2 separate regions of the Homo sapiens genome follow, and region 1 is linked to region 2. A link is a contact called in ENCODE Hi-C or POLR2A ChIA-PET data. All regions are on one chromosome and are shown on one strand. The core of a region is the stretch at or near the end of the contact, and the rest is flanking DNA. Distances in the headings are between cores, read along the strand shown.

Region 1 (5,385 bases), core at 2,551-5,050, 190 kb before region 2:
TCTCCCCATCTAATCCACTTACTCATTTTAATAAAAATATGATTGTCAGGATTATTATTATTATTTTTGGAGACGGGGTCTCACTCTGTGGCCTAGGCTGGAGTGTGCAGTGGTGCGATATTGGCTGTCTGCAACCTCTGCCTCCTGCATTCAAGTGATTCTACTGCCCCAGCCTCCTGAGTAGCTGGGATTACGGGTATGTGCCATCACACCTGGCTAATTTTCGTATTTTTTTAGTAGACATTGCGGGGCGGTCTCACCATGTTGGCCAGGCTGGTCTGGAACTCCTGACCTCAAGTGGGCCACCCATCTCGGCCTCCCAAAATGTTGGGCTTACAGGCATGAGCCACCACGCCTGCCAATTATTATTATTATTGAGATGGGGTTTCACTCAGTTGCTTAGGCTGGAGTGCAGTGGCACAGTCATGGCTCATTACAGCCTCGACCTCCCAGGCTCAAGCAATCCTCCTGCCTCAGCCTCCCAAGTAGTTGAGACTACAGACGTTCACCACCACACCTGGCTAATTTTTAATTTTTTTGTAAAGACAGGGTCTACCTATATTGCTCAAGCTGGTCTCAAACTCCTGGGCTCAAGCGATCCTCCCACTTCAGCCTCCCAAAGTGCTGGGATTACAGGTACAAGCCACTGTGCCCAGCCAAAATTATTTTTTAAATGATACATTTAAAACATTTTGAATGATTTCATATTTCTATTCAAGAATCAGCTCATCAGTGATAATTTTCCAGACTATCCTACTTTTTTTTTTCTTTTTTTCAAATTTTACTGCAGGATTGTGTAGGTTTGTTATAGAGGTATATTTTGTGATGCTGCGGTTTGGAGTATAAATGACTCCATCACCCAAGTAGCTAGTATGGTACCCAATAGGTAGTTTTAAAGAAAGAGCATCTTTCCAAATGACTCAAACTAGAATCTCCAGGGGAAAATGCAATACATCATGAATGACTAAAATTCAATAAAGCAAGAACTGAGTAGCAAAGGCCTGGGGGGAAATTAAGTGAAAGATTAAGAGTAAGAAAAACATCTGTAATGACAAGCAATAAAAGGAGACTATACGGAAAGGTGCAGAAATAGAGTTTACAGACATGGAAGGAAACACCAGACAATGAATGTCAGGTAGAATTGAGAGCAAGAAGAAAAAATGAGATACTTCAGAATGGTTGCTTTCGGGTGTGATGAGCATAATTTGACTTGATTAGACTGTCTAGAGTTTCTGATTTACATAATGCAGGAATAAAAGCTCAGGAGTGATGTGGTTACTGTTTACCTTTGAAAAACCCTATGTTTTTTGTCTTCTTTTAAATTCAGATTGGGTGGATCCTTTCATGTTCATTTTTTAATGTCAGTTTGTTTCTTTATAGTATTGTGAGCTGTAAAAAACAGATGAGAAGGGCCGGGCGCAGTGGCTCACGCCTGTAATCCCAGCACTTTGGGAGGCTGAGGCAGGTGGATCACCTGAGGTCGGGAGTTCGAGACCAGCCTGACCTACATGGAGAAACCCCGTCTCTACTAAAAATAGAAAATTAGCCAGGGGTGGTGGCGCATGCCTGTAATCCCAGCTGTTAGGGAGGCTGAGGCAGGAGAATCACTTGAATCTGGGAGGTGGAGGTTGCAGTGAGCCGAGGTCACGCCATTGCACTCCAACCTGGGCAACAAGAGTGAAACTCCGTCTGAAAAAAAAAAAAAGGTGAGAAGCTGCATTTAAAAAAATGACTAAAAAAAATGACAAGACTACCCTCTCCCAAGAAATTAAACATCACCTTTATAATTGAAAGGGAAAGGACATTTTCCCTTTCCCTAAGTCCTTCTGAGGCCTAAAAAAGATACCTCTCTTGTGTTTTTTTTCAAGATTTCTTTTGGTTATACTGCATAATAGATATTAAATGTTTCCTAGTTCTGTATTCCTAATGATTGAGATAACGTTGTTTTTCTGGCTTAAACATGTGAATAGATCAGAACAGAAAACAATGTAAGGGAAAAACTAAATTTTTCAAAGGCATTATGCAAAGTTTCTCATGTGAGCTAATTAGGCTTGTATATTGTGGTGGCTGATGATACAGGCTCTGGGGCCTACTGGGGTCCAATTGCCATTCTGAGCTGCGTGGCCTTAAGCAAAGTAGTTGATCTCAAGGGCATTAGTTTTTCATCTGTAACATGGAGATAATAATAAACTCTAACACTTACAGTCGTTGGGAGGATTGAGTTAATATACATGTAAAGCACTTATTAAGCCTATGTGTTTGTTGTTATTATCCAGTGAATTACAGCCACACTCAGAGAAGCCACAGAGATTAGAGGTTAGGAAAATTTGAATACTTAGAAGAAATCTTTTGGGTAGCAGTATGATTTAATGTATGTTTAAATGCTCTTGGACGAGTGCAGTGGCTCACATCTGTAATCCCAGCACTTTGCGAGGCCAAGGCAAAAGGATCCCTTAAGCCCAGGAGTTTGAGACCAGCTTAGGCAACAAAGTGAGACCTCCATCTCTACAAAAAAATTAAAAATTAGCCAAGCATGGTGGCGTACGCCTGTAGTCCCAACTATTCAGGAGGCTGAGGCGGGCTGAGGTGGAGGATCGCTTGAGCCTGGGAGGTCAAGACTGCAGAGAGCCATTATCACCCCAGTGCACTCTAGCCTGGGTGACAGAGCGAGATCCTATCTCTCTTTTTTATTTTTTGACACGGAGTCTCGCTCTGTCGCCCAGGCTGGAGTGCGGTGACGCGATCTCGGCTCACTGCAAGCTCCGCCTCCCGGGTTCACGTCATTCTCCTGCGTCAGCCTCCCGAGCATCTGGGACTACAGGCGCCCGCCATGATGCCCGGCTAATTTTTTGTATTTTTAGCAGAGACGGGGTTTCACCCTGTTAGCCAGGATGGTCTCGATCTCCTGACCTCGTGATCCACCCGCCTCGGCCCCCCAAAGTGCTGGGATTACAGGCGTGAGCCCGCGCCCAGCCGAAGAGATCCTATCTCAAAAAATAAATAAATAAACAGGCGGGGCACACTGGCTCACGCCTGTAATCCCAGCACTTCAGGAGGCCGAGGCGGGCGGATCACCTGAGGTCAGGAGTTTGAGACCAGCCTGGCCAACATGGTGAAACCTCGTCTCTACTAAAAATACAAAAATTAGCCGAGTGTGGTGGCGGGTGCCCGTAATTCCAGCTGCTTGGGAGGCTGAGGCAGGAGAATCGCTTGAACTGAGGAGGCAGAGGTTGCAGTGAGGCGGGATCACTCCACTGTACTCCAGCCTGGACGACAGAATGATTCCATCTCAATAAATAAACGAACAAATCCTCTTTGCTATTGTGTAAAAAAATCAATTTCTTTTGTAAGTTACTTGCAAAAAGTCCAAACACGAAATGCTAAACAATATGGTTGTAAGAGACCATAAACATCTTAATCTGTAGTTGGAACTAACATATCTTTACCACCAAAGTCTAATAAAGAGCAACTTCCAAGAAGCAAAATGTTTGCCTCCACTTGATAACTTCTGCTTGGAGTTTTAGCCCTGCAGTGGGCATTTGTCCTTTCGCAGCTGCACAAAATCCAAATTCCTTTATTGTGTTAGAGGGAAGATCCTACTATATGAGTCCTGGGAGGGAAAGCCAAACAGCCCAGGCCTTATTGGTTTCTACCTTGTGCTATGTTTAGCCCCCTTCTAGGTACGCAATATATGTTGGCTGAAGTGAAAATGTAAACAGGAAGGAGAAAGGTTTCACAACGAGGAAAGGCTACACGGTGAGTCAGGGCTTTGTGCTCTGTTCCCAACTAGCTCCACTGTGACTAGCTATCTTTGGTCACAAAACTGGCTCAGTTAGTTGCTATTTTCTGCATCAGCATATTTCAAAAGGAAATGAACCTGCTGACTTAAGTGATGTAAGGAGTAATCAATGAATGAAAATTAACTAGAGATATCCATACAAAATTATATTTGTATTTTATACTAAAAGATAAAATATGCCTAACTCACAAATACTCATTATAAGTTTTTTGTTTGTTTGTTTGTTTGTTTGTTTGTTTTTTAGTTTGCTTTAGTTCAGCTCCTAGGAATTTCTATACCATATGTTATTATAAACATTAATTTACTTTATTCTTCATACAATTATAAAATAAAACAGGCCAGGCGTGGTAGCTCATGCCTGTAATCGCAGCACTTTGGGAGGCCGAGGCGGGCGGATCACGAGGTCAGGAGATCGAGACCATCCTGGCTAACACGGTGAAACCCCGTCCCTACTAAAAATACAAAAAATTAGCCTGGCGTGGTGGCGGGCACCTGTAGTCCCAGCTACTCGGAGGCAGGAGAATGGCATGAACCCGGAAGGCGGAGCTTGCAATGAGCCGAGATCGCACCACTGCACTCTATCTAGCCTGGGCGACAGAGCGAGACTCCGTCTCAAAAAAAAAAAAAAAAAAGAATTGTCACTGCTGTTTATTCACCTGCCTTGCCATTTTATGGCTTTTCCCAATGAAAGGAGACAGAAAAACATTTAATGAGAAGTACACACAGTTTGGGAGACATAGCATCTTTAGCAATCTTTACATATTAAATGCTGCACATGTGGGAGCGATAAGATGTAGATCACTTCCTGTAATACCGTTTCCATGTTCCTGAAAATCTGAACATAAAAGGAATTTTTGAAAGTGAAGCTTAATTCTTTTTGAAATCTGCCTTGAATCTTTTTATAAAACAAAGGAGCCTTCTGACATGTGAGCAATAAGCCACCAATTTATCCTGTTTTACCAGCATAGATTTTAGGCTAGAACTAAAACTTCATTGAGCTTTTAGAGGTTTGGTTAACGAATTAACAAATATTGGCTAGGCATGATGGTGCTCATACCTGTAATCCCAGCATTTAGGGAGGGCAAGGTGGGCAGATCACTTGAGTTCAGGAGTTTGAGACAAGCCTGGGCAACATGGTAAAACCCCATCTCTGCAAAAAATACGACAATTAGCCAGGTGTGGGACTACGTGCCTGTAGTCTCAGCTACTCCACAGGCTGAGGTGGGAGGATCCCTTGATCCCAGGAGGTAGAGGTTGCGGTGAGCCAACATTGCATCACTGTGCTCCAGGTTGGGTGACGGAGTGAGACTGTCTCAAGGAAAAAAAAAAAAAAGAATTTACAAATATTAATTGAGCATCTACTAAGTGTCAGGCACTATGCTATGTGCCCAGGTGCATTGGTGAACAAAACAGATAAGATCCTGCTCAAATGAAGTGTGCAGCCTTAAAGGCAAGACAAGCAACAAACAAACAAATAAATGAGATAATTACAAGAGAAAATAAGCAGGACGGTAAGATGGGAGAGTAGGCTGGGTGCAATGGCTCACACCTGTCATCCCAGCATTTTGGGAGGCTGAGGCAGTCTT
Region 2 (5,564 bases), core at 1,661-4,160:
AAAAAGAAATCTTAGGAAGCATTCCTCAGTTGAAAAATAAGATAAACCATTCTGTTCCATCCCTAAAGAAACTGAAAAAAGTCAAGACTGAATTTACTGCTGAAGCTAATGTCAAGATTTTCAGGTTCATCAACTCAGTCTTTGTTTCTTAAACTTCACACTTACAGTGCAGTACTTAAAATGTAAAAATGCACTTGTATTGTTTATATGGTTATTATTGAAATAAAACATCCAGGTCACTTATTTTGGCTTTGTTTAATAAAACAACAGAAACATCTGTCATTTTTTATAATAATTCTGTTGTCCTACTCACTGGGTGGCAAAAATGCACTCCCACTGCCTTGCATTGACCTGCCAATCTGGAGGCGATTCACTCCCCACTGACAGCCAAGTTTCACTGAGTTTTGGTCAAATAGAACAATTAAATCATCCTTTGGTTTTCCAAGCAGCTAAAATAATTTGAGAAAATAAAAACAAGCCATCTTTTAAACAAAAATGCATTACCTCCCAAAATGAAAAATTCATTTATCTCCGAATTGTCACCAGTAAGTTTTAAGGTTATAGCAAGCCACACCATGCAGTTCTTGTATAAGATGAATAAAATATTCCTGACTAATAACTCAATTCTAATTTTAAACAAATGCATTCAAACTGAGTTGAATACTTAGTTTGTATCACTCCCACAGTGTAAAAACCTTGCTTGGTTCTGATGTCGTTGACTGCTGGCCATAGACGATGAGGTCTCAATCTTACTAAGAGATTAAGGTTGGATGACAGTACCTTATCTCTCTGACAATGTATCCAACTCAAAGAGATAGCCTAGCTGGGCATTCAATTTCAGCGTTTTCCACTGTATATTAGGAAATGGGGACCTCGTCTAAGTTTCTGTTTGTTTTACTTTGTTTTTGCCGAGCAGGAATTAGCTGAACCCTGTTGGCAGCTCCTCCAGAAGCCCACGTGGGGTGGACCCAGCGACCACTTCCCATAAGACTACAGGCTCATCTACTGTTCTCTGGAATAAGGTTTCCTGGAGTACAAGTTCCAGTCTGTCCCTTGGTTTTGCCAAAGACAGATCCGCCTACTGACTATTCTCTGCTGTAATGACAACTGTGCTCTAAGACAAACAACTTATTCTTAGTGGAAAACAATTAATTTCAGCCATCACATGTGTTCCTCAACAGCCATTTATTCACACTGGCCCATCTTCCGGTATCAGACTGATACAAAACCCCCAAAGACTTGCCTGATGACAATTGAATGAGTGTCATGTATTTAACGGCATTTGTACTTTATTGCATTGCTTCCTGTTTTTTTTTTTTTTTAAGATGGGGAAATCTTTATAAGCAAAAAGATGATTAATTCTTCCCCCTGTCTTTAACGGCCATTCTCTCCCACAATCTCTAGAGAATCTCCAAATCTAAGTTGCGGGGAGGGATGCTGGGGAGCCACACTTTTAAGCAAAGTGTTCCTGAGGTTTTAGCTTAGACATCTACAAAACTGGAAGATTCCGTTTTATGGGGACATACGGACAGAACTCACTCGTTTTAGAACACTACTTAGCCAAACCTCTCAGCGAATCCTATACGGAATAGTCTTTAGCAGTATACATTTTGGAATCTTCTGTGTGCCCCAGAACACACAATATGGATCCAATTAGATTCAGCTGCCTTATGTTACAAACAAACATTGAAAGGGAGAAAACAGAAGTGGGAGTGGGAGCTTTGTTCATCCTCTCCTACGCCCCCGCGACCCCACACTCCCGAGGCGCGCGCATCCTCCCCACTCACTCGGGCAGCACCCACTCCCTAAATAGCCCAGCGTGGCCGGTGCCCCGCGAGCGCTCGGAGCGCTTTTCCGCTGCGGGCTTTTCACCGGATCTGGAAGGGATTTACCGGAGGGACTGGAGCCCAGCGCAGCAACCCCACCCCACCCCCACCGCCCCGGCCCGGGCGCGCCCCGCCCGCTCCCCGGCTCCAGGACTTACACCAGCGCCGACGGACAGGGCATCTGGTTCCAGGCACAGTTGTACTGAGCCTGAATAAAACTCTCACTTCCCTCCAGCACGGAGCAGCTCACATTCTTGTTCACGATGTAGGCGCACCAGTTCCTGGGGTGCAGGAGAGAGAGGGAGAGGGGCACGGGGTAAACCCGGAGAACAATGAGGCCAGGGGAGAGGGGACTGCGGCACCAGACCGAGCGAGGGTCGGGGGGGCCCGTCGCCCTCTGCGGAGGCGGGAGCTTCACCGAGCAGACGCCGGAGGGTGCCCGGGTGCGCCTCTGGAGAGCGCGCGCCTGGACCCGACCAAGACGGGAAAGAAAAGCACCCATGGTCCCAGGGGCTCATGGAATTCCTGGGAGTCGTTTTCGGATCGCCCGGGTCTGCGGGACGCTCTCTGCGCCCACGCCCCCGGAGTCAGCTCTGCCTGAGGCGCCGGCTGCGGAGCGCGCGGTCCCCCGCAGAGGGAGCCGCCCGGGGAAGTCCAAGGGAGGCCCCCGGCTGCCGCTCGTCGTCTTTGGCAGGGCAGCTCTGGGGCTCAACTGGGGGCCGGGGAGGGGTAGGCGGTTTGGGGCCAGCCAAGGGGCGCGCACTTACTTGTTCCTGGCGCTGGGCCGCGCGGGATACCCGGGCTGCGGGCCGGCGTGGCACAGCCCCGCGCCAACCAGGGCCAGCAGCGCCAGCGCCCAGCGCCAGGGCACGCGGGGCCAGGGCCGTCTGGGCTGCCACATCCCGCGCGCAGCGGGCGCGCCCCGCCTGCCCGGGTCCGGAGCGCGGCGGATCGGGGCACCGGCCACAAGGCTGCCGGCGGCCAGGGCGCCGCCCGCGAAGGCAAGAGGCTCGGGCGCTTCGCGGCGCTCCAACCAGTGCTCCGCGGCCGCCCCCTCCGGCTTCTCGTTCCTACTTCTCCTTCTGCAGCCCCGTGCGCCCTGCGCTTCTCCCCGGTCCCTCAATGACGCACAGGTCCCCCCGGGTGCCGCCCTCTTTATTTCACTTCCCTCTCCGAAACGTGACTCTCCCCCCACCAAGTCTCCCCGTCTCCAGTCCCTTCGCTTCTCGGCAGGGGGCTCGGGGTGGAGGGGCGAAAGGGTTTGGGATAAGGGTCTACGTTACAGCATTTCCAATGACTCATTCCTTTGGTCTCTTCCCAGATGCCGAGCGACTCCGCCTCCCACCTTCCGACAGGCTCGCTCCCGGCCCCCCGGGACGCGGCCGCCGTCGGCGAGTCTGGCCGTCCTCGCGTCGTGCCTGGGTGCCAGCCTCCCGGGGCGAATGAGGGACATGTTTATCAGTCCCGCGGGGAGAGGAGTGGGGGCTCGACTCGAATTTCCTCCTCGGGCAAGACAGGGCCGTTCCCCCACCAGCTCCATGGACCTAGAGAGTCCAGGAGGAAACGAACGCTGGTTCTTTCTTTGCCCAACTCTGCCTTAGGCACCATCTGACAGTTTCCGAGGCCACGCGGGGGGCGGCAGGACAGGACAAGCCACAGCCCCGCCAATTCCCAGAGGCTGCTGCAGCTCAGCGTCCGGCTCTATCACTTACTGCAATTCTCCTCCAATTCTTGAAAGGTGATCTCACAGCCTCTGCTTCTGAGGTCCCACTGTGAACTTTCTTTTTCTATTGAAACTAAGGCATTTACTCACGTTTGCTTCTTAACAGTTCAGGCACTGCTAGACATCCGTCTTAAACTTTCTTGTATGTTTTCTGCCTGTTGTTGAGTTACACTAATCTCTACCGATGTCTTTTTGGGATGAAGTACCAGAATGTTAAGTAAAATCACCACCCAAGTGTTGTATTCTAAGGGGTGTTGGAGAGAGCTGTGTGTTTGAGATGACCTGCTGCATCTAATCAATGTACAGGGTCGTGAGTGGCGTGGTTACCAGACTCCACAGATAAAACTGTGGCCTCTGTGAGCTAACCAGACGCTGTTGGCCATGACTCGTTAAGTGAATAAAGCTTTGCTATGGGCCAGGCGGGGTGGCTCACGCCTGTAATCCCAGCACTTTGGGAGGTCGAGGCGGGTGGATCACCTGACGTCGGGAGTTCAAGACCAGCCTGACCAACATGGAGAAACCCCGTCTCTACTAAAAGTACAAAAAAAAAAAAAAAATTTGCCGGGCACGGTGGCACATGCCTGTAATCCCAGCTACTTGGGAGGCTGAGGCAGGAGAATCGCTTGAACCAGAGAGATGGAGGTTGCAGTGAGCCGGGATCTCACCACTGCACTCCAGCCTGGGCAAAAAGAGTGAAAATCTGTCGCAAAAAATAAAAAATAAAAACGTTTGCTATGTTCCTACTTTACTAAATGAAGCCATTGGTCTATTTTGTTTCTAATATTCTTTGATGGTGTTGTTGGACCTTTTGATTTGCAGATGAAAGAAAGAGAAGTCCCTAAGTAGAAACTACAAGGGCCAAGCAGAACATTATACCATGTAAGGACATCATCTGTCCCTGGACTCTTAAGCGGAAGATCATGCAAATAGTGGACTGAAGTCATCCCAGCCTTCAAAAGAGCCACCGTGGGGGGGAAATAACAGAAAGGGATAAAAAGCTGTCTTTCGTAACCCAATCTGTATCTTTCTGTGTGACTTCCCTATCCTGCCTGTCCTAACACCATCTTGGCCGTAAAGACTCATAGAGTAGAAACAGAGTATAGAAATGAAGAAGAGGAAGAGGGGGGGAAATGGGGGAAACACACAAGTTGTGTGTGTCTACAATTAGCAGAGAACAACTCCAATGTGTGTCTGGTACAGGTAAATCTCAAACTTGAAAGTGCATTGAACTGATCAAGTCAATCTGTTTTTTCCGTCAAATCAAAGTTATAATAGGAAGTTGTCTAAGAGTATAAGGGCCAACTTGTCATTGAGATGACCACAATACTATATTTAATCAGCTATCAATAACATTTATTGGTAAATAAATTTCATTCTGAGCATCTGTTACAAGCTAGGCATTGTGCAAAAATACTGAGGATTCATGAGTGAGCCCAAACTGACACGGGGCTTGTGTTTGGAGAGCTTCCAGGCATTGCCATGCAATGAAGGGTGTTAGCGTTCCTGATGGACAGTCAACTAAGTGAGCTAATGTTTATTGCATGTCTTTCTCTAGACATAAGCCCATGTATGTTATTGTGGGTCTGCCCCTGGAAGACAGAACATTCTTGACTTTCAGAAGGTTACTTCCCTCTTTTGTATTTTTATTTATTTATTTGGGGGAAAGGGTCTCACTCTGTCACCCATGCTGGAGTCCAGTGGCATGATCATGGCTCACTGCAGCCTCGACCTCCCAGGCTCAAGCAATCCTCCTACCTTAGCCTCCTGAGTAGCTGAGACCACAGGTGTGTGCCATTACACTCAGCTAATTTTTTGAATTTTTGGTAGTGATGGGATCTCACCACGTTTCCCAGGCTGGTCTTGAACACTTAATCTCAAGCCATCCTCCTGTCTTGGCTTTTTAAAGTGCTGGGATTTCAGGCATGAGCCACTGTGCCCGGCCTATTATTCCATTCTTTTACTTTTTTGTTTTTTTTTTTTCTCTTGAGATGGAGTCTTGCTCTCTCATCTAGGCT

The links. A loop is a pair of places that touch in the nucleus more often than their neighbours do. ChIA-PET counts read pairs that join two places held with the same protein, here RNA polymerase II (POLR2A). Pooled maps may share reads with other maps.
Region 1: a loop to region 2 is called in a pooled map, with 2.2 times the contacts of the local background. The contact joins the enhancer-like site here to the promoter of EMILIN2 in region 2. A Hi-C loop is called at or near these places in 1 of 50 pooled maps. POLR2A ChIA-PET finds 5 or more read pairs at or near these places in 2 of 52 experiments (CD8-positive, alpha-beta T cell and WTC11).

The regions. Positions count from the first base shown.
Region 1 is chr18:3,035,931-3,041,315 of GRCh38, reverse strand. No RefSeq gene overlaps it. Among named protein-coding and RNA genes, the nearest start is that of LPIN2, 25 kb to the right of the region's middle. RefSeq lists a silencer at 2,031-2,325. Within about 2 kb of position 3,800, at least 14 of the 41 ENCODE cell types and tissues checked have a DNase peak (open chromatin) inside an H3K27ac peak, as active enhancers do; they include CD8-positive, alpha-beta T cell, where a contact is called at or near this core.
Region 2 is chr18:2,844,352-2,849,915 of GRCh38, reverse strand. EMILIN2 (elastin microfibril interfacer 2) reads right to left here and starts at 2,910. Exons shown (of 8, transcript NM_032048.3): 1 at 2,594-2,910; 2 at 1,985-2,107. The coding sequence starts at 2,727. RefSeq lists silencers at 1,933-2,022, 2,643-2,692.